3 separate regions of the Homo sapiens genome follow, and all the other regions are linked to region 2. The links are chromatin loops, found by intact Hi-C in ENCODE. Cell type or tissue: mammary epithelial cell. All regions are shown on one strand. Links, peaks and the distances in the headings refer to the core of each region. The heading gives the core; the rest is flanking DNA.

The links. Hi-C counts contacts between places; a loop is a spot of excess contacts. Peaks named below come from ENCODE experiments on the same cell type or tissue, not always from the same donor. Only the 100,000 strongest peaks of a DNase experiment are listed, where the experiment ranks them.
Region 1: a loop joins it to region 2, with 6 times the contacts of the local background. A loop is called at or near these places in 103 of 110 quality-filtered maps.
Region 3: it touches region 2 in a loop (8-fold over the local background); 102 of 110 quality-filtered maps call a loop at or near these places.

What each region holds. Positions count from the first base shown.
Region 1 is chr18:70,202,065-70,209,167 of GRCh38, reverse strand. RTTN (rotatin) reads left to right here and starts at 3,481. Exons shown (of 49, transcript NM_173630.4): 1 at 3,481-3,540; 2 at 3,853-4,040; 3 at 4,905-5,082. The coding sequence starts at 3,510. It overlaps LOC105372180 (a long non-coding RNA gene), which reads right to left and starts at 3,379. Exons shown (of 3, transcript XR_935599.3): 1 at 2,594-3,379; 2 at 2,074-2,139. RefSeq lists enhancers at 3,082-3,321, 2,784-3,413, 3,332-3,441, 3,652-3,781. In mammary epithelial cell, for the core only: no CTCF peak of the experiment used is centred there; a DNase peak (open chromatin) is centred at 3,237; H3K4me3 peaks cover 1,750 bases; H3K27ac peaks cover 1,404 bases.
Region 2 is chr18:70,430,188-70,438,624 of GRCh38, reverse strand. It overlaps the pseudogene RPS2P6. Among named protein-coding and RNA genes, the nearest start is that of LINC01910, 50 kb to the right of the region's middle. RefSeq lists an enhancer at 8,165-8,334. In mammary epithelial cell, for the core only: a CTCF peak has its summit at 4,535 (motif pointing right); a DNase peak (open chromatin) is centred at 4,544; H3K27ac peaks cover 245 bases.
Region 3 is chr18:70,192,169-70,199,271 of GRCh38, reverse strand. It overlaps RTTN (rotatin), which reads left to right. Exons shown (of 49, transcript NM_173630.4): 6 at 1,534-1,648; 7 at 2,624-2,771; 8 at 5,819-5,984. Among named protein-coding and RNA genes, the nearest start is that of RTTN, 10 kb to the left of the region's middle. RefSeq lists an enhancer at 4,874-4,923. In mammary epithelial cell, for the core only: a CTCF peak has its summit at 3,247 (motif pointing left); no DNase peak of the experiment used is centred there.

The DNA of each region.
Region 1 (7,103 bases), core at 447-5,446, 230 kb after region 2:
GGTATAAATATCTCATCTAATCTGAGTGATCTGATTCAGCACACTGAGGCAATGACTGCCAGTGATTTTACAGGTATGACCAAGAGGTTGAAGATGAATCAGATTCAAGTGGAAATAGCAGAATCAGTAGATAATTAGATAGTAGAATTTGACCTCCGCCTTTGGGTTCATGTGTCCTTAATGTCCTGTGGCTTGTGATCATAGCAAATCTCAACATATAATAGCTCTACCCATGACCCCTTCCCAATCCATGTATATATCACCAGTTGAGTGACCATCATTTATCATCGTGTAAAATTCAACATAAGTTTTTATACATAGCATTTAAATAAATACAACAAAAACCACTGTAAATACAAGAAGAAAATTATGTAGTTTTCTATACATCCACGCAGACATCTATTGCCCATTTTTTTCAAGTTCACCTAAAATCTTTGACTTTAACATTCAAATTACAAAAGGCCCTGACCTTTTGTAATTGTTGCTGACTCTGATATAATAAAAGTCGAAATTAATAACTAAAGTGTATGTAAGAAAGACTTGGTGATTAAAGACCATCTTCCTACATGGATCTTGGGTGAAACAGAAAGTATCAAAACAGCAGTTTCAGATTGGCTGAGAACAAAACCTTACAAATTGAAACTCATGATACATGATTAAAACTTTTTTTACATGCAAATTCATGGACTTAAAATTCTCTATAACTAATAAAGAAAGAATGTAAACAAGACCTTTAGCTTAAGAAGTTAAAAAAAGAACAGCAAAACACACTTAAAGAAGGATGTAGCCCAGGTGCGGTGGCTCACGCCTGTAATTCCAGCATTTTGGGAGGCCGAGGCAGGAGGATCATTTGAGGTCAGGAGTTCGAGACCAACCTGGTCATTGTGGCGAAAACCCATCTCTACTAAACATACAAAAATTAGCTGGGCATAGTGGCTCATGCTTATGATCCCAGCTATGTGGGAGGTGGAGGCAGGAAAATCACTTGAACCCAGGAGGCAGAGGTTGCAGTGAGCGGAGATCACACCACTGCACTCCAGCCTGGGCGACAGAGTGAAGTAACTGGTAAAAAATAATACAGTCAATACACTAGAATATATATGTGTGTTTTTAAATAGTAGAATTAATAAATCAAAGGTTGATTTTTTTTTAGGAAAAATTGCTGAATCAATAGTCTAATAGGAGAATGATAGATTATTTGCTTTGAATGTAATGAATGGGATTTAATTATTTTTGTCTAATTACAGGAGCAATATATGCTCAACAATGAAAATAAAATAAAATGTTTATGTTGACCTTGGGTGCAACATAAGTAAAACCCTTTCATAGTTTGACCCCCATTTTACTTGTAACATGCTTGTTTTAAGTCAATGGATTTTTTATATTTCTTCTACAGTATTATCGCCCCTTACCCCACTGCATCTACAGTCTCTCATCACCTAAGATTGTTCATCTCAGAAACATCATTGACAAGTTATTTCTATTATTTTTCTGTATTGTCATGTGTTTTTTGACCTTGACACTTCAAATCCGTAATTAACACCTTCCTTCCTGGATAACTACAGACACTTCTGAGTTGGTGTAACTGGTTCTGCAGTGCCCACTGTGGTATGCTATCCATCAGGACATGTGGTCTTTGGGTCAAGGAATTCAGCCACTGTTACAATCTTGGCCAGGCAGGCTTAGGCATGGGCTAGTGGAATCTTGGTTTAATATCCGTATCTCTTTCCTCCTACTTTCCAATTTCCTGCTGATGCCTCCTATCGGCGGCAACCAACTGGAAGCCAGAGGGCCAGGCAGCCTGGATAGTGCAGTCTTTTTGCCTGTTCAGGTCAGTTGATGCAGAGCTGGAAGAGCTGGGAGGAACCACTAGAAGGTGGAATGGAGAATATCCAGCATGCTAGCAGCAATCTTGCCCTTCCTCTCTTCTTCCCAGAGATAATATGGCCACCTTGAATTTTGTTCTTTTCCCGAATTTGACACACTCCGTCTGGATTCTTGCCTTTGCAAATACAGGTTTCTCCTGCAGGAATTTCCTTACCCAACTTCTTTGTGTGGCAAACTCCTACTTACTCTTTAAGATCCAACTCAAATATCATCACTCTCCTATTGACACACATGAGGAGGCAGCAAGGCACTCTAAATAGAACAAAGAAACATCAGGTCAGCTCCTCAATCTGTCACTTACTAGTTAATGTGACTTTGTGTGGGGGTACTTTTGTGATTCTAAGTTTCCTCTTTGGCAAAATAGGAATGGGAATACAGTAGGCCTTTGCTGTCCACTGGTTGCACACAGAGAATTCAACACACGGGATGGAAAATATTCGGGAAAAAACCCCACAGTTGAAAATAACAATACAACAATTAAAAAATAATATGAATAAAAGTACAGTGTAACAACTATTTACATAGCATTTACAGTGTATTAGGTATTGTAAGCAATCTAGAGATGATTTAAAGCATATAGGAGGATGTGTGTAGGTTATATGCAAATACTACACCATTTTATAAAAGAGACTTAAGCATGGGTGGATTTGGGTATCTGCGGGGGTCCTGGAACCAATTACCTAGGGATACCGAGGGCCCACTTTACCTGCCTTGACATCCCTTTCCCAGGGAACGTGAAATGATCAGACCGAGAAAATGCAAATCATTTTCCAAATGTAATTTTGTTGTTGTTCTTACCGCTGCTTATAATTAAAAAAAAAATAATTTGCTCAGCTCGATCACTGTGCACGGTGCAAAAAATCAACTTTGGTACCATTCAGCAAATCATACCCCCACGTCCCGCCTTTATTTTCCTTTTTTGCAGCCCGGTTTCTCTCTTCTGCTCACTCATACCCGCCCACCCCGCTTTTGTAGCTTGCTTGTTCATATCTGAACTTGGGTATCCAAAGACACTGCTTGACTTTGCAGGTACATTTCACAGTTAAAGAGGGTTCGTCATTTAGTAGTCGGGGATGGGGAGAACTGTCACAAAGCAAAAGTCTACATTCTAAATCGTGAAGTTCTGGGAGCTGAGAATCAGATTGGCAGGGCCAAGAACGAATCCGTCGACGAGCCGGGAGGCGGGGCTCCTGCTGGGGCCTCTGCAGCCCGCGCTGGGTTCCCGAATTCCCGCGCTGTAAGCCGGAACCCCAGGCCAGCGGGCGCCGCGGCGGGCCCGGAGATCGGTGCAGGACGCACGGCCTAGCCAGAACTACAACTCCCGACGTGCGCGGCGGCCAACGCTGGTTCTATCCCTGCTTGTTGCTTTTTTTTTTCCCTCCGCTTCTTGCGACGGAGACTGCTGTCCAGGAAGTGCGCAGTAGTGATTCTAGAGAGGCTGGAAGCTCTCCTGGCGACGCTGGGGCCGCGAAGGGCTCACGTAATGACTCCTACTCCTGGTGAGCGCAGGCGTTGCGGAACTCACCGTCCCACAGGACGTGTTTCCGGGGGTACATTAATTGTGGCTGGACGCAGTGGCGCGGCAGTTTAATTCTCCGGCGGCTGCAGATTGACGGGACGAGATGGTCCTGGCAGGGCTCATCAGGAAACTCGGTAACTGTCAGCTTGCCCCTCGCCCAAGGCACCCCCCGCGCTCTGGCCACTTGCTGAGAATGGTCGTGTCACGTTTCCGCGGCCGGCCGCTCCGCGACCGCTCCCTCTTTCACCCCCGCTTTGTCAGGATAGCCCCCGGGGACCCATCTCGGACTTTGTGTAAACTTCGCGGTTCGCGTCCCGAAGGCACCAGTGGCCTGCTTCTGAAAAAAACTGGTTTATTCCGTCTTCACGCCGCTCCTGCCCACAGCATAAATAACGTAGTCTCTTTGCAGTCGGGAAATAAAATAGTTTTGTGCCGTTCGTTGACAGGTCATCAGCTGGCCGAGATCAGGGAGCGCGCTCTCAAGAGTATTCTCTGCAAGATTGAGCACAACTTAATCTGCTACGCTGATCTCATTCAGGAGAGGCAACTTTTTCTTCATTTGCTGGAATGGTTCAATTTCCCGTCCGTTCCGATGAAGGAAGAGGTTCTGAACCTGTTAAGCAGATTGGTTAAGGTAGGGTCATTTTGAAATAAAGAAAATAATCAGACGAGTGACTTGTTTCTTAGTCATTTAATTGTAGCGTTTATTGAAAGTTAAATAATTGGGGTTAAAAGTTTTTTTAATCAACCAGAGATGTTTAATTTTAATTAATCTGGGTATATGGTTCATCTTTTATTTGTGATACTGAATCCCACATGGTCTCTGCTGTGCTCAGAAGTAACACAGAACTTCTTTTGAGTTTTGGTATGTTCTGTGTTTTTGAGTTATCTTTGGAGGTTAATATTTGTATTCTGTTTTTGTTTTCTGACATTTACATCTTAAAAACTAGATATGTCAGTATGAAAGGGAGCACTTTAAAAATAATGTTACATAACCGTGATTCATAAATACCAATGTTAAGTTGCTTGCCCATATGCTTTTAGATTGGTATTCTTATGCCTACCTCAAGAGTAGTTAGTTATCGGGGTCAGATATCAAAGTGTAAGTTTAACCTTTCAAAACTAAATCACTGTACAATGGTAGAGGAATCTTAAACTACTTTGACATCCTGTTGACCGGTTGGGGCTGGGACCATAAGGTGAGTGTCAGTGGAAAAAAGTAACCCATTAAAAAAATAAGAGTAGGGATTGATAATGTGCATTTCTAGCGTTCAGTGTGTTGGCTCATCTTTCATAAATGTTATCAAGTGTTGGATGTATGTCTCTATAGGTGTATGTGCTCCTCATGGAAGTGCCTTACTTCGGGGCAGAGCCATGAAGGATTTGTTTTTCAGAAAAGGAACATCTGATATACCAAAAATAATTTTATGTTTTGATTGCTGTAAGTTATAGAGATTTTGATACAGTTATTCTCAAGATCATCCTCTTCTTATTTTAGTATCCCCCAGCAGTCCAACATTTGGTTGACGTTGGTGCAGTAGAGTTCTTATCTAAGCTTCGGTCTAATGTGGAGCCAAATCTGCAGGCTGAAATTGATGGCATTCTGGATGGACTTTTTCTTCTTCCTTCGGAAGTTCCTGCACTATCTTCTGCCTCATACCAAACCAATCAAACTGGTAACTCTTTGGAATCTGTTAAATACAAATATATTAATTCTAATGGTAAATTTTAAGGAAAGGGAGATTAGATTTTTTTAAAAAGGATTTCTCCCACCTCCCCCAAACTTATTTTTCTTGTGTTAACTTACATGATTTTGACCTTTTTCCCCTCCTCTACTGTTAGTCAAAGGATGGTACATTTGCATTAATTGCTTTTTGGGTCAGGCCTAAACGATGCCAGTGACTTTGCTTTTATGAGGCCAGTTTGACAGATTATTTTTTTGGCAATAACAATGTATTTTTATTGAGCACATGAGTGCTCATTGTTCTTAGTGCTTTATATTTGTATTTTTGACCTTGTTCGTCATATTGGAGTATAATGATATCTGTCCTAGCTCATGATCTTGTTGTGGGGACCAATCAAAACGACATAATGCAAGTATTTTTATATGCTGCAGTCCATCATGATATACTTGTTAAAATCCAAGTCAAAGAGACATGGATTTAAGTCTCAGTTCTGCTGCTAGTTGTGTGACCTTGGCTAAGGTAATTAACCCTTCCAGGCTTCAGTTTTCTCATTCAAAAACTGGGATAATAAGAAAGAACACCGGGCTGGGCATGGTGGCTCACGCCTGTAATCCCGGCACTTTGGGAAGCCGAGGCAGGTGGTCAGAAGTTCAAGACCAGCCTGACCAACATGGTGCCCCGTCACTACTAAAAATACAATACAAAAATTAGCCGGACATAGTGGCGGGCGCCTGTAATCCCAGCTAGTAGGGAGGCTGAGGCAGGAGAATCACTTGAACCCGGGGGGCGGAGGTTGCAACGGTGAGCTGAGATCACTCCATTGCACTCCAGCCTGGGTGACAGAGCAAGACTCCATCTCGAAAAAAAAAAAAGAACACTTTCTCATAGAATCGTCATGAGATTAGATGAGACAATGTCTGTAAAGTGCTTAGCACAGGGCCCAGCATGTATGAAATGTGGCTGTGTTGGCTGCTGTGCTGCTGCTGTTGTGTTGTTGTTAATGCCTAGTATAGTGCCTTGCACATGGAATGCATTTGAATTGATTTGAAGAAAAACATCTTCATGCAATTTATGTGACTGAGTAGTAAAAGTAAAAAAAAAAAAAAAAAGTTTTGATGCTTAACCTGTTAGACCATATTTTCTTCTCTGCCAGTACTGTTACAGCTTCAGCTGTGGGTACTGCGGTTCACAACAACAATAGCAGCTGTCATTTATTGAGTTTTGTTGTGGGCATTGAATACATTGATTTAAACACATCATCTTGTTAAATCTTAAAGCAGCCTTTTGACTGAGATGTTATTAGTCTTACTCTATAGCTGAGAATAAAAGTATAAAGTAACTTGCCCCACAGTACCAAGTTTTCTAACCTGTAGCAGATGCAGGATTCTAACATTGCTTTATCTGGCTCCCAAACCTGTGATTTTTAACAATATATTTTACAGTTTCGAAGACATCACAAATAAAGTAGAGTCTTACACTGTGAATTTTTAATCTGATTCCTTGCGGGTGAAAGTAGAGGAATGGTTTAGGGCTAAATGTTATTTTTCTTTATTAGTGTTAGGAACTATTGCCATGAAAACTTAAAATTACAAACTATAGTTTTAGCCTTTTCCTCATTTTCATTGCAGCTGAACTGCTGAACATATAATCGCATGTTATAGGGAATTGTAAAGGTATTGAAAGATAATATTTGACTCCTTTGTTTTTGACAACTTTCTTTTTAAGGTATGAATGAAAATTGAAGTGATCAGGAACTATATAATTGGAGTCAAGGGAGAGGGAGATGGATTAGGAAGTAGAGAGGGATAGTCCTTGAATACTTTGTAGCAGATTCTTCGTGTACATTCTAACAAATAACTGTGTTTGGCTAACAGTAAAAGTGAGAGGGAAAAAGCTTCTTAACTGGAAGTGGGCTCAATGTGCACATTTTTTCCTCTTTAGCAAGATAGATCATTCAGAAAAAAAACTGGACTTTTTTTTAATTTTTAAAATGATTCCAATACTTAAGAGAA
Region 2 (8,437 bases), core at 1,678-6,677:
GATCAGTGTTTCAGAGAGGCTGGAGACATACCAGTCTTTTCAATAAATCTGAGAAAATTGGTCATCCATATGGAAAATATTGTATCCCTCACTTACATCATATAAAGAAATAATTCAAAGCCTACTAAAATGCCAGGCATGAAAATCAAATCCATTAAAACATTTAAAAGAATTATAAGAGCAAGATTTTATGACTATGGTAGAAAATGATTTTTCAAACAAGATTTCTTTAAAACAACAAATGATAAAAAAGGTGTATTTGACAACATAAAAAATTTTTAAAACTTTCATGAAACAAAAGACACCACAAACAAAGTGAAAATAAAAGCACAAACTGGTACAAAAGATTTGCAATACTTAAAGAAAGGCAAGCGTTGGCCAGGTGCGGTGGCTCACGCCTATAATCCCAGCACTTTGGGAGGCTGAGGTAGGGGGCTAATCCAAGGTCAGGAGCTTGAGACAAGCCTGGCCAACATGGTGAAACCCCATCTCTACAAAAAAAAAATATATATATATGTATATATATGCAAGGCCAGGCCTGGTGGTGGGTGCCTGTAATCCCAGCTACTTGGGAGGCTGAGGCAGGAGAATCACTTGAACCTGGGAGGCGGAGGTTGCAGTGAGCCGAGATTGCACCACTACACTCTAACCTGGGCAATAACAGAGTGAGATTCCATCTCAAAAAATATATATATATATGCAATACTTAAAGAGAGTGTCCAGAATCCACAAAGGGTGATACATAAATAAGAAAGAGATAAACTATCCAATATAAAGAGAGATGGGGGTACAAACCCACAGTTCACAGATAGGAAACAGAGTCAAGAAACATTTGACAAGATGCTCAATTTCACTAGTAATATGAAAAATAATAGTTAAATGGAATACTGAAATTAAACCACTTTGTATCCATCAGAGAAGCAAAAAATCCGAACTCTAATAACAATAAGCATTGACAAAGACATGGACAAACTTCATTTATTTCAAGAGGAAAGACCATGGTTACAACCACTCTGGAGAACAATTGGGTAAGATCTCATAAAGTTAAAGGTATACTCAGAAATTCCAAAACACTCAGAAATTCTACCTCTAGGCCTAGACCACGGAGAAATTCTTGCATATGTAGACCAGAAGATACATACAGCTCATAGCTCTGTTGTTTATGATGATGGCAAAGCATAACCATCCTAAAAATCCATCAACAATCAAATAGATAAATAGATTTTTTAATTAACACAGGGCAATTACTATGTTTCAGGAATGTTCTATTTTTTTTTGTTGTTTTGTTTTGTTTTTGTTTTTTTGTGTTTTTTTTTTTGAGACGGAGTCTCGCTCTGTCGCCCAGGCCGGACTGCGGACTGCAGTGGCGCAATCTCGGCTCACTGCAAGCTCCGCTTCCCGGGTTCACGCCATTCTCCTGCCTCAGCCTCCCGAGTAGCTGGGACTACAGGCGCCCGCCACCGCGCCCGGCTAATTTTTTGTATTTTTAGTAGAGACGGGGTTTCACCTTGTTAGCCAGGATGGTCTCGATCTCCTGACCTCATGATCCACCCGCCTCGGCCTCCCAAAGTGCTGGGATTACAGGCGTGAGCCACCGCGCCTGGCCAGGAATGTTCTATTGTAAGAACGTTAAAAATATTAAATTATTTGACTTTCAAAAGAACTCTATAAGATAGATAGGTTTTTATGAATTTTAATACTTCCACTATTTTTAGTGATTATTTTCCCCATTTTATAGATTAGGATATGAAGACACACAGAAATAAGCCCAAGGTCACTCAGCTGATTAGAAATAAAGTCATGCAGTGGAACACTACAGAACAAAGGAAAGGAATGAAATAAAATTATATGTAGCATTATGGATAAATATCAAACCGTGAGAAAAAGTAGGTTGTAGACTGATACAGTAACATACCATTACATTAGTCTGAAAGATGCAAATCAATACTGCATGAGTTTCCTAGGGCTGCCATCACAAATAAGCATGAACTGGGTAGCTGACAACAGAAATGTATCCTCTCACCCTTTTGGAGGCCGGAAGTTGGAATCCAAGGGACCATCAGGGCAGCACTCCTTCAAAGGCCCTAGGGGTTCCTGCCTGGCCCTTTCCAGCTTCCGGTGGCTCCAGGACGTCCTCGGCTTGTGGCCGTATCACTCCAGTCTCTGCCTCCATCTTCACATGGTCTTCTCTTTTCTGTCTTGTAAGGACACTTGTTGGATTTAGGGTCCACCGGATGGTGGAGGATCATGTCTTTTCTATATCCACCAAGACACTTCCCAAATAAGGGCACACTCACAGGTTGCAGAGGGTCAGGATGTGGACATACCCTTTGGGAGGACAAGCATTCAACCCTCTACAAATATTGGCGGTAATTTACAGGTATTTACCTAAGTAATGAAAAGCCATTTTAAAAAAATCTCATGGAAATAATAAACACTAAACCCTCCCCTGGGAAAGAAAGGAGAGAGAGAGTAACAGGAGAGGAAGGTATTACAGAGGGGGTAAGTGTCTCTGTAATTTGTTCTCATTTAAATCCTGGAGCAAATATGGCATTTTAAATCTACAGTTAATATAGCAACATGTTGAGCTTTGATAGGGCTGAGGGGCACACACACACCTGTTGGCCATGATTTTCTCTGAAATTTTCTTTTTCTTTTTTTTTTTTTTTTTTTTTTTGTGACAGAGTCTCGCTCTGTTGCCCAGGCTGAAGTGCAGTGGTGTGATCTCGGTTCACTGCAGCCTCCATCTCCCGGCTTCAAGTGATTCTCTTTCCTCAGCCTCCGAGTAGCTGGGATTACAGGTGCCTGACACCGTGTCTGGCTAACTTTTGTATTTTTAGTAGAGACAGGGTTTCACCATGTTAGCCAGGCTAGTCTCGAACTCCTGACCTCAGGTGATCCACCCACCTTGACCTCTCAAAGTGCTGGGATTACAGGTGTGAGCCACTGTGCCTGGCTGATTTTCTCTGTAACTTTTTATAATTAAGAAATATTTCATAATGAAACAATGCAAAGATGTCCTCTGCCTTAACTCTATCATGGTATTTGGAAGAGTTACTTTTGACAGGTCCTTGTTGAACCTTGTCTGCAAGCTGTTATTAAACATCTATGGTATTATCCACTACTTCTCTCAGTCCTATTTGAATCGGCTCCAAGTCAGAGTTCCTCCGTGCTTTCCTAACTCACCTCTTAACATATACAGCCTTTCCTCTCCACCATTTAGTTTGCTTTAGATGTTTTTTTTTCTTATTAAGAACACCACTGCTCCAATAATGATGAACTGATTTCCAAATGTCAAAGACTAATCCAACACAGAAATATCAAAGCAAAGACTGCAGATAAGCAACATGGCTTCCTCGTGATGTTTGCTGTGCTTCTAGAAAACAACTTTTCTCATGAGTCTTTTAAATCATGTTTTATCTTTACAATAATGAGTACTCTTGCCTTCTTTGAGAACATCCTCACCTCTCCCAGAGAAGTAGCATCAGCAAATTGATGGGCTGAGACTTATTTCTCCTGGGGTGACCTGCCAATAGCAGAATCATTAGCACAGTCCCCTCTAAAGCACTACTTTTTTTCAATATTCTTTTAAAATTCTCCAGCCAAAAATGATGGGAATCATGATTATTCCTGGCCACTGCCATCTCTAAAGTGGAGTTACTCTTCTTTCTATACCCAGCCATATAAAATTAAGACAATCCACTGAAATATAATTACTCATGTTTTGAAAAATAAACAGCTAAAGTAAAGCTACAGCAGTTTTAGTAATGTGCTGTTTTATTTTAGGTGATGGGAAAACCAAAAGTTATACAACTATTTATGAGGTTCAATGATGAAAGTAACACATTATTTAAAAAATTAATCTGAGTAATCATGATAGTATGGAATTTAAAATTAGAGGCAGGGTGAGGTGGCTCACGCTTGTTATCCCAGCACTTCGGGAGGCCGAGGTGGGCAGATCACTTGAGGTCAGGAGTTTGAGACCAGCCTGGCCAACATGGCCAAACCATGTCTTTACTAAAAATATAAAAATTAGCTGTGCATGGTGGCACTCACCTGTAATCTCAGCTACTCGGGAGGCTAAGGCAGGAGAATCATTTGAACTCTGGCAGTGGAGGTTGCAGTGAGCTGAGATCACGCCACTGCACTCCAGCCTGGGTGACAGAGCAAGATTCTGTCTCAAAAAAAAAAAAAAAAAGAAAGAAAGAAAAAGAAAAGAAACGAATTTAGAATTTAGAATCAGAAGACTTTAATTCCTGGTTCTTCCAGTGATCAGCTGTGTGACATTGGACAAGTTAGTTCCGTAAACCTCAATGTGCAACGTTGGGCTAATGAAGTAGCTACCTGATAAGATTGAAATAGATATTAAAAAATAATAAATAGGCATTCCATATATCATAGCTCAGGCTGCCATACAAAATATCATAGACAGGGTGACTTAAACAACAAAAATGTATTTCTCACAGTTCTGTAAGCTGGAAGTCCAAGATCAAGGTGGCCACAAGGTGGTTTCATTCCGAGACCAATTCTCTTGGCCAGCAGATGGCAGCCTTCTCGCTGTGGGCTCACATGGCCTCTTATATGCCTGTGGGGAAAGAGAGAGGGCTCTCCAGTGTCTCTTGGTGTAAGGATACTGTATCTATCCAGAGCCCCACCCTTCTGACCTCATTTAACCTTATTTACCTCCTTATAGGCCCTATCTTCAATTATAGTCACAGTTGGGGGTTAAGACTTCAACATATCAATTTGGGGGAGACACAGTTCAGTCTGTAATACCTAGGTAATATTAGTATCAGATATTTTAAGGCAGCCACAGGACTGGGCGCAGTGGCCTGTAATCCCAGCACTTTGGGAGGCCGAGGCGGGCAGATCACCTGAGGTAGGGAGCTCAAGACCAGCCTGACCAACACGGAGAAACCCCGTCTCTACTAAAAATACAAAATTAGCCAGGCGTGGTGGCGCATGCCTGTAATCTCAGCTACTAGGGAGGCAGAGGCAGGAGAATCGCTTGAACCCGGGAGGTAGAGGTTGTGGTGAGCTGAGATTGTGCCATTGCACTCCAGCCTGGACAACAAGAGCAAAACTCCATTTCAAAAAAAAAAAAAAAAAGGCAGCCACAGTACTTCTTCCATGCGTGTTTGTTGTTTTTTATTGGCCTGACAGAAAAACCCATGAGAAATAAAAATGAAATGCTAAGCTCCTCAACTCACTGAATGGACCCCCTCTTGGTCCAGGGGACCCCAGAGTAACCTTGGAAACTGAGTTCTTGACCATGATGGAATGGGGTCAGACACACCTCAATGTGCCCTTCCCCTGCTGGCCACCATTAAGCTTTCTTCCCTAAGAGCAAAACAGAAACCAGTCTTTCAAATGATTCCACCGCTATTGACCAACCTGACACTGCCCACCCCTCCTTTTTGCCTGATAAGAGACCACGGACCATGGAGTCTACAAGGAATGTGCAGTTGGAATTTTTGTGTCCTCTGGTTCACCTTTTGAAGTCAGAAGGCCAAACACTCCACTCTCCGATCATGCTAACATGGCCATTTTCTGAACATGGATCCCTTGGAGAAGCAGGAAGCTTTATTGCTCATGCACATGTTTCCTCTTTCACAAAGATTCATGACTTCTCCTGTAGCTTATTAAACACATATATTCAGCCACTTCGTTCAGCATATATTCCTGTTCCTGTTGCCCCTCCCTCAAAATGTCTGTTTCTGGCTTCCCACCCTGTCAGATGGCCACCCTGCAGGCTGCAACCCTTTCCAAATTTATAAGCCTTGTCATTCTTCAGTTGACAACCATAATCCCTATGGCATAACTTGCACTGCATGAAAATTATATTGATAGGTGTAACCAAAATAAATAACTTTATTAAGTTATGTAATTAGAGGTATGTGGAATTTTTCACTCTGCTTTCTCATGAAACAAAGCATAATCATTTCAACGCTCCTACAAAATAGTTACAATCACCACTGTCATGTCTTAATGTTTTACAGTTGGAATAGTAAAAACTATGTCCCTGTAATATACTAAAAAGTTTTAAGTGCTTACCTAAGAATATCCTTTAATGAAAGATGTTTGTTCAGGTTTCTGCCTCAGCCTCTGAGTAGCTGGGATTAGAGGCACCCGCCACCACGCCCGCCTAATTTTTGTATTTTTAGTAGAGACGAGGTTTCACCATGTTGGCCATGCTAATCTCAAACTCCTGACCTCAGGTGATCTGCCTACCTCGGCCTCCCAAAGTGCTGGGATTACAGGTATGAGCCACTGTACCTGGCCCATTGTACCATTTTCTTACTATGAAGATGTTTATTTTTATTTGAACTTCCTGGGCAATAAAAATAATGTTACAGTTTTAAACACTGCTATATATATTTATATATTATACTTTTTGAAAAGGCAATGAATGACAGATCACATCAGTTTATACTTTTACCATATGAGCTGCCATTTCCTGATACCCTCACAAATACTGGTCATTATTGTTCCTTTTTACTCTCTGCCAAATTGGCAAGTGGAAAATTACTTAACATTGCCTTTCTTTGGTTTCTATTGAGTTCAACTTTTTTTTTTTTTTTTTTTTTTTAAGACGGAGTCTTGCTCTGTTGCCAGACTGCAGTGCAGTGGCACGATCTCGGCTCACTGCAACCTCCACCTCCCGGGTTCAAGCAATTCTCCTGCCTCAACTTCCCAAGTAGCCGGGTCTACAGGCACCCGCCACCAAGTCTGGCTAATTTTTGTATTTTTAGTAGAGACAGGGTTTCACCATGTTGGCCAAGATGGTCTTGATCTCTTGTCCTCATGATCTGCCTGCCTTGGCCTCCCAGAGTGCTGGGATAACAGGCGTAAACCACCGTGCCTGACCTGAGTTCAACTTTTTTCACACTTCTTGTTGTCCACCCAAGGTTTCATTTGTACAATACATATCTCTGATTAGTAGGGTTTTGTTAAGTACATGATGATATCTGCAATCTTGGGAAAGGGACTTTATGGGAGGTAACTTCACTATTCCTAAAACCTCCCAACTTGATTCTTCTTATTCTCAAAATATTATTAAATCCCACACTGACCCTGCACTGCGGCATCCTGAGAAAACTCCACCTGCACCCTCTGGGTGTGACACAATTCCTACATTCCATTGTCAGGCAGATAGTGAAGATTACTTAGTACTAGGTGGGGGGATGTTTTGTAGGAATTCCTGGGCTTCAGTTTAATCCAATGTTGAATGCCAGACCCTCCAAGGTGACACTTCCTCTTTCATCATGTGGACTTTTCATCCTTAAATCTTCTTCTAGCGTGTTGCTGTGTAATCCTCCTTGACTGAATAAACAGTTAGGACTGTATTTCTCAACTCAGGGAGAATTCCTATTGCCTCATGTCTGGATTTGTCAGAAGTCTCACCCAGCCTATTATAATCAATCTTTATTTTAGAAGCTGTTCTTTTTTCTTTTTTTCCCCCACAGGCTTAATTCACTTTATTTTTTGTGTATAAAACCCTGTGTTGTAGCCACAGCTGGAGCCTGGGTCCTCTGCACGGAGACTCTGGGTCGGCCTTGACCAGGTGTGGTCAGTGAATTCCTGATAGGAAGACTTGGTGAATACAGGCTCCTTCCAAAGGTCGGGGGGTCAGGTAGCTGTAGGTCTTAGAGCTGTAAGGTCAAAGATGGCCTTGGCGCAGTTGCCCAGGGTGGCAGTGCAGCCCCTGGCTGAGGTGTAGCAGACATCCATACCAGCCATCATGAGCAGCTTCTTGGGCACAGGCGCCGAGACGGTGCCAGTGCCCCTGGGCGTGGGGATGAAGCCGACCAGCACAGAGCCGCAGTGGCCTGTCACCTTGCAAGGGACGGTGTGGGGCTTGCCGATCTTGTTCCCCCAGTAGCCTCTGCGCACGGGGACAATGGAGAGCTTGGCCAGGATAATGGCCCCGCGGATGGCAGTGGCCACCTCTTTGGAGCACTTAACACGCAGACCGACGTGGCAATTATAGTCCCCGATGGCAACAAATGCCTTGAACCTGGTGCGCTGGCCGGCGCGGGTCTGCTTCTGCACCGGCATAATCTTCAAAACCTCGTCCTTGAGAGAGGCCCCCAGGAAAAAGCCAATGATCTCAGATTCCTTGATGGGCAGGGAGAAGAGATAGGTCTCCTCCAGGGACTTGATCTTCATGTCCTTGACCAGGAGGCCCAGCTTGGTAATGGGTGTCCACCCCTTATCCTTGGCCTTGACTCCGCGAGCTCCGCAGCCTCGGCCCTGGCCCGGTCCACGGCCAGATCCACGGCCGCGACCCCGGCCCGCATGCCACTGCGGAAACCTCAGCGGAAACCACCGCAGTTCCCCATCCCAGGGTCCCCCGGGGCTTCCGGCCCCCGCTGCACCGGCGTTATCCGCCATTTGGTGTTTTCTCAGAGAAGACGTAGAAGCTGTTCTTGTTCGT
Region 3 (7,103 bases), core at 447-5,446, 240 kb after region 2:
CAAAAAGCTAGCCAGAAAAAAATTCCTATTTGCTTTTAATCAATCTACACATCAAGTTTCTTTTATTTATTTATTTATTTATTTTTGAGACAGAGTCTCACTCTGTCACCCGGGCTGGAGTGCAATGGCACCATCTGGCTCAATGCAACCTCCGCCTCCTGGGTTCAAGCGATTCTTGTGCCACAGCCTCCTGAGTAGCTGGAATTACAGGCACGCACCACCACGCTGAGCTAATTTTTGTATTTTTAGTAGAGATGGGGTTTCCCCACGTTGGCCAAGCTGGTCTTCAACTCTTAATCTCAAGTGATCCGCCCCTCTTGGCCTCTCAAAGTGCTGAGATTCCAGGTGTGAGCCACTGCATTTGGCCCACGTTTCTTTTTGTGGTTGGACTCTTGTGTAGTCCTTGGTGACAGGAGTTTTCTCTTATTGGCCAGATTCTCTTATTGGCCATTGCTTATGCCCTTGATTGATAAAAATGGAAAATTGAACATAAATGTAGTCTTTTTGGCAGAATATATTTCAAAATGTGGGCTTCATTAGGAGACAAATTAAACCATGTGGATAAGGTTGGGTACCACTGATCCAATCTAATGTAATGACTGTTAATTGATTGCTACCCACAAGAGTAAATAGCTGATATATAGAGATTTAGAGAGTATTTTAATGTCCAGATTCACTTTGTGCAGTTTCATAAATGCCACAATACACGAGTTATCTGCTTTTTTGGGGTATAAATCTGGAAAATAAAGACCAATTTACTAGGGCTAAGTCCAGATTACAGGTGGATGCCATTAAGTGATTTTTAATAATGACATGAATTCTCTTGGAACAACATATTCGAGAGGCAAAGTGCACATGGGAAAGGGTTAGGAGGTTGTATGATCTCTCAGTTTTGAGTCAGTCCCAAAGGCAGAGATGGCGATAATTTCTAATGCATGCCTGTAGATAGTGAATGGTGGATAGTATAATGGAACTGGGCTGAGAGAAGGGGTGTGATTTTTTTGGGGTGGGGAGTGAACAACTGCCAATCCTAGGTGGGCAGAAGTTGATAGGTGTCCTCTGTATGGGATAAGAGGGGAGTCCTAATCTGATTCACCTTGAGTGGGGAAGATCAGTAAGGACTTTAATTCTTAGAATTTGCCTCTGTACTTTTGTTCTGTCTCATTTCTTAATTTATTTGGCAGATTTCCTAGAATTGTGTGCTCTTTGACCTCATTGAACTCGTTTTGCAGACTTGTGATAATCTCTGAGGGTACAGTGTTTAGTATGATGTCGTTCCTGCTCTTGAGAGGGTCTAGTGGGGAATGCAAAATCAACAGGCAGTTAACAATATCACAAATAATGGACAAACGGAAGGAGCACTGCCCTAGAGTTGTTTATTGGTTAGGGAAAAGATCTAGGAAGGCTTTTCTGGAGAAGTGATATCTCAGCTGAGACCCAAAAGATTGTTAATGGAGTCATTGTGTCAGTAGGCTACTTAGAATCTGGAATAGATGAACTCTTCTTAAAAATGATTAACGCTATGTTTTGTAGCTCTTTAAGAAGTAGTAACCACACTTTAATCTGGAACACCTGTGAACTATTGAAGGATGTTATCATGCAAGATTTTCCTGCTGAGATTTTCCTTCAAAGGCCAAAAATTGTTCAGGTCAGTGCCCTCTATAATTGTTTTAGATTTTGAACTAGAGAACTTTTTGCAATAAAGCAAATTTTGCAGAGTAGGAGTTCTTGGGAAGGAACTTTGTACTCATGTTTTTAAAAAGTGAAGTATTTGGCTATTTAAAGCACTTATTCGCTAACTTGGGTGGATAGTTATAGTTCTTCCAATAGTAGTAGTTTCATTTGACACTTGCAGTCCAGTCTGGCCACCTTGAGTTACCATTTATGGATCACCTAAATGGTAGAGTAGACTTTGGACATTGAGATTGTGCAGGAGCCCTTATTAAAAGTAAGAATAGCATTGCTTCTTGAGTATCTCGTTTATTTAACGCACAGTGCTACATGCTGGGAAAATACAGTAGCGGTGAGTAACGCAGATGGATTCTTTTCTTTTTTTCTAGTTTATTGCTTGTATAGTAGAGAGAGAGGGATCCAGGGTGGGGAATTGCAACATCTTCACAGCAGCCAGTAATGGCTCAGCATTCTCGCTCCACACTCCCAGGGCTGAAATGGACTCCAGTGGGTGCCAACTGTTAATACCTAGGATCAAAGCTGGCAAATGATCGCAGAGGAAAGCTGTTAATTACTAAAATGTGGTTAAATGGTTTAGATGCTTGAGATGAAAAGGGCTTGCTGTGATTTTTAAAATGTTCTCTGTAATGTAATGTCCTGAGTGGGGAATAATTTCTGTCTTCTCTCAGAATGGTTACTCAACTAACAGATTTTAGAAATAGGAAACACTGACTATTCTATTTAAATGTTGTTGTCTTATTTTATTTTGACCCATCTCCTTGCTTTATGCCAAGTCATATTTGCCCATTTCAGTTTCTTATGTCTTACAAATATTTGGCAACTTATTTTCTCTTGATTATTCACTTAGGCTTACTTACTTAAGCTCCACATTCTGCTTTGAAGTTGAGCTCTTTGTTCCCTTAGTAATTTTCACGGCTCTTCTTGATTTCAGAGCCTTTTATCTCTGTTGAAACTGGCCTTTGGAGATGGAAAGCATCGCCTGGCATTACAGTCGGTGTCCTGCCTGCAGCAGCTGTGCATGTATTTAAGAAACAGACTTAACTTTCACCGAGATCCAGGTTTTTTCTCCAATAAACACGGTATTTATTTTTATCTGTTCATTAGCCACTGGTGTTATTTGTAGATTCTTCTGGGAACCTTCCATTATAGTTACTGTTAGGGTTTATTGTGTACGCATTTTCACAACATAAACTCCCCACTCCTAAATGTATTCAAATGATTATCTTTACAGATTGCGTGAATGACAGAAACTGCCATGATCTCTTGAGCCTTTTTTTTTTTTTCTGGATAAGAGATATTTACAAGGTGTTTTTCTTTTTTCTCCCAAACTTGCAGAGATTCTATATAGTGTTGTTGGGATGTAGTGACTCGGATATTTGGTATGGCTATTCATGTAGGACTTTGGACAATTTAGCAAGTTACATATAGTGTTAATACATTGTTTTGTTTGAAAAATATTGATTTGAATTTTATGAAGAGTATTTTTATGCAACTTGCAATGTAGTCAAGTGTTGCAGCAATGTGAGACTTCAGAGAAAAAGTGCCACCTAATGGCCAAATAGAGTACCAGCCTGGCTTCGACAAAACCAGTACCATTTAGGATTTTTGTGAGCTTAATGCAACCTGCATCGAAAGTCAAATATTATAGTCATTTGTCATCATGTTTCATAGTTAATCCCTATTTCATTGGGAGTTTCACTGATCCTGTGCTACTTGAATATTTATGCTTTACCTTGGTTTTATTCTAGATCTTAGAGGGTATGGCATTGTACAAATGACTGGTAATAGAGAACGTCTGGGTACCCCATACTTCAACAGAAAAAGAGTTACAATGTTGATTTAAAAAGTTGATATCTCTGAAGAATTGTTAATGTATTTAATAAGTATGTATTTATTACCTGTTTTATGCCCCTGATATTCTAGCCTCTAGGGAAGTATAACACTGAACAAACGAATAAGATCCAAGCCCTTATGAGCTTCTATTTTAAAAGGCTGGGCACAGGTGATAAACAATCAAGTTTGCTTGAGATAAGGAGAAGTACTTGAAGGAAATAAAAAGGGTGATGTGACAGAATGTGGTTGGGTAAACATAGCTTCATTTAGGATAGTCAGGGAAAGTCCCTCAGAAAGCTTCTATTTTAAAAGGCTGGGGACAGGTGATAAACAATCAAGTTTGCTTGAGATAAGGAGAAGTACTTGAAGGAAATAAAAAGGGTGATGTGACACAACGTGGTTGGGTAAACATAGCTTCATTTAGGATAGTCAGAGAAAGTCCCTCAGAGGAGGTGACCTGAAGGGTGACAAGGAATCGTCACTCGAAGAGCTGCAAGAAGAGTGTTCCAGGGAAGGCCAGGCCTCAAGGTTAGCACTGAGGGTGATGTCCTTGAGCAACTGAAATAAAGCCCATGAGAGTGGACTGCAGTGAGCTGGGCAGAAGAGGAGAATGAGGTGACATCAGAGAGGTAGTTAGGGGCCAGAGTATATTGGGGCTTGCAGATCTTTTTAAAGATTTTATATTTTCTTTGAAGTGTAGTGAGAAGCTCTTGGAGAGTTTTTTTTCCCCCTCTCTCTGACTGTAAATGCTTTTATTACCTAATTCTTTTTTTAAATTGGGGTAAAATAGGTATAATATAAAATATGCCATTATAAACATTTTTAAGTATACAATATAGTGACATTAATAACATTCACATTGTTGTGCAGCCATCACCACTATCTGTTTCTAAACCTCTTCATTATCTGAAACAGAAACTCTAATCATTAAGCAGTGATTCCTCATTTTTCCTTTCCCCAAAGCTGGTAAACTCTAATTTACTTTCTGTCTCTGATTTTGTCTATTCTAGGTACCTCATCTAAGAGGAATCATACAGTATTTGTCCTTTTGTGTCTGGTTTATTTGTAATGTTTTCAAGCTTCATCCACATTGTAGCTTGTATCAGAACTTCATTCCTTTATATGGCTGAATAATATTCCTTTGCATGTATATCCCACATTTTATTCATCTATGCATTTGTCGATGGACATGTGGGTTGTACCCACATTTGGCGGTTGTGAATAATGCTTCAGTGAACATTGGCATGCAAGTATCTGTGCAGTGCCTGGTTTCAATTCTTTTGGGTAATACCCAGTGAATAATAGTGAAATTGCTGCGTCATATGGAAATTCTATCTTTAGCTTTTTGAAGAATCACCAAACTATTTTCCACAGCAGCTGTACCATTTACATTTCTATCAGCAATATATAAAGCTTCCAGTTTTTCCACATCATCACTGACTTGTTCATTTTTTTCTTTTTTAAAAATAATCGTAGTCATCCTAGTAGATGTGAAGTGGTATCTCATGGTTTTGATTTGCATTTCTCTAAAGACCTAATAATTAATGACCAATGAATCTCTAATAACTTTTTATGTGCTTATTGTTTGTTCATGTATCTTCTTTGGAGAAATGTTTATTAAAGTTCTTTGCCCATTTTAAAAATTGGACTGGTTTCTTTATTGCTGGGTTTTAGGTTACTTATATATTCTGAAAATTAAACCCTTATCAGATATATGGTTTGCCAATATTTCCTCCCACTCTATAAGTTATCTTAACACTTTCTTGTAATGTTCCCTTGGTGTACCAAAGTTTTAGATTTTGATGAAGTCCAGCTTATCTGTCTGTTCCTTGGTTGTTTGTGCTTTCGATGTCATAGTTAACAATCGATTGCCAAATTCAAGGTCATGAAGATTTATTTTTTCCGCTAAGAGCTTTATGGCTTTAGCTTTTATATTTAGGTTGTTGATCCACTTTGAATTAATTTTTATGTACAGTATGAGGTAGCCATTCTTGGAGAGTTTTAAGCAGACGAGTGCATGATCTAGTGTTTTTCTGCTTTGGTAGTCTCTAATGTTGTAACTGAATGCCATTGACTAGAAGGTCCCATGTAATCAAGTCAGTTAGATATAAACCTAAATGTACTAAGTGAATACTTATAGAAAAGTTTGATCTTTGCTTTTGTTTTTACCCCTGTAGAAGGATTCCTACTATCTTAATTTGTTAATGTTTTTGGAAGAATGATACATAAATACCACATAGTCAGAAGTCTGTTTCTACTAAAGAATAATTTTATTTTTTCTTTGTTTCCCCAGACACAGTTTCCCAAAATTCTTCTTTGTCTTATTGTCATGAAGCAAGAGGTACTCATCATTCCCAGAATCCTTCCCCAGGAAGCAGCAGCCCTCGGCCTTCTGTGGTTGGGCGCACAGGCCAGCGACCCAGAGGAGATGGCCAGGACTGGGATGCAGCGTCCTCTAGGTGACTGCTAGCAGTGTCTCTGGGGAAATGAGAAATGCCGGTTAACTTGTGTGTGTGTTAATTTCAGAAGGAGATAATTATTTTTCTGTCCTTTTTTTTTTTTTTTTTTTTGAAACATTAACACAGGTATAGGCCTTGTGTTAAACCCTGGCTTCATACTTTTTTTGACCATGATCCACGGTAAGGACAGATAAATATTACATCGCAACTCAGTGCTCAGTACTTGAACATATGCTCTGTTTATGTATATATATGTGTGTGTATGTGTCCCCCAAAACAAAATGTTCACATAATAGTATTCTGATACTATGTTTGACACACTGAACTATATTTTCAGTTCCGATTTCATTAGAAAAGAAATGATTCTGACCCAATAAATTGTTTTTACCAGCTGCAAACGGAATATGATCAAGTTTAAAAGAATAGCTTTAAATGATAGATACATTGTTGATAGTATTTTACACATATTTTTGTAAGTCTTATAACAAATGGATAAGTGTTTACTGTTAAAAGGAATGGTTGGAGAATTTTATAAAATAAGGACTCCTTCAAGGTGAACAATTTATGGTATTTGTTTGTGTAAATACAGATTTTTTTCTTTTTTTTTTTTTTTTTTTTGAGACAAGGTCTCACTCTCTTGCCTAGGCTGGAGTGCAGTGGCACGATTATAGCCTTGACTTCTGGGCTCAAGTGATCCTTTCGCCTCAGCCTCCTGAGTGGCTGGGACCACAGATGTGCACTACCATACTTGGCTAAGCCTTTTATTTTTTGTAGAGATGGGGTCTCACTATGTTTCCCAGGCTGGTCTCGAACTCCTGGGCTCAAGTGATCTTCCCATCTTGGCCTCGTAAAGTGCTGAGATTACAGACATGAGTCACCATGCTTGGCCCCCAGTGCTTGGCACCCAGATTTTCATACACCAACTCTGCTTAAAAGGATTGGTGTGGTATTTGTATGTTACCTTATCCTTGGGTGCAAATGTGTTAGAAACATATTAGTCTCTTTAGTGTCATTCTAAAAAATGTTCACTAAGTTAAGCATTGGTCTGTTGGCTTAATTATTTTCTTGCAATACTGCTACTACTGTTAACAAGCTAATACTGATTCATACCTGCTGTGT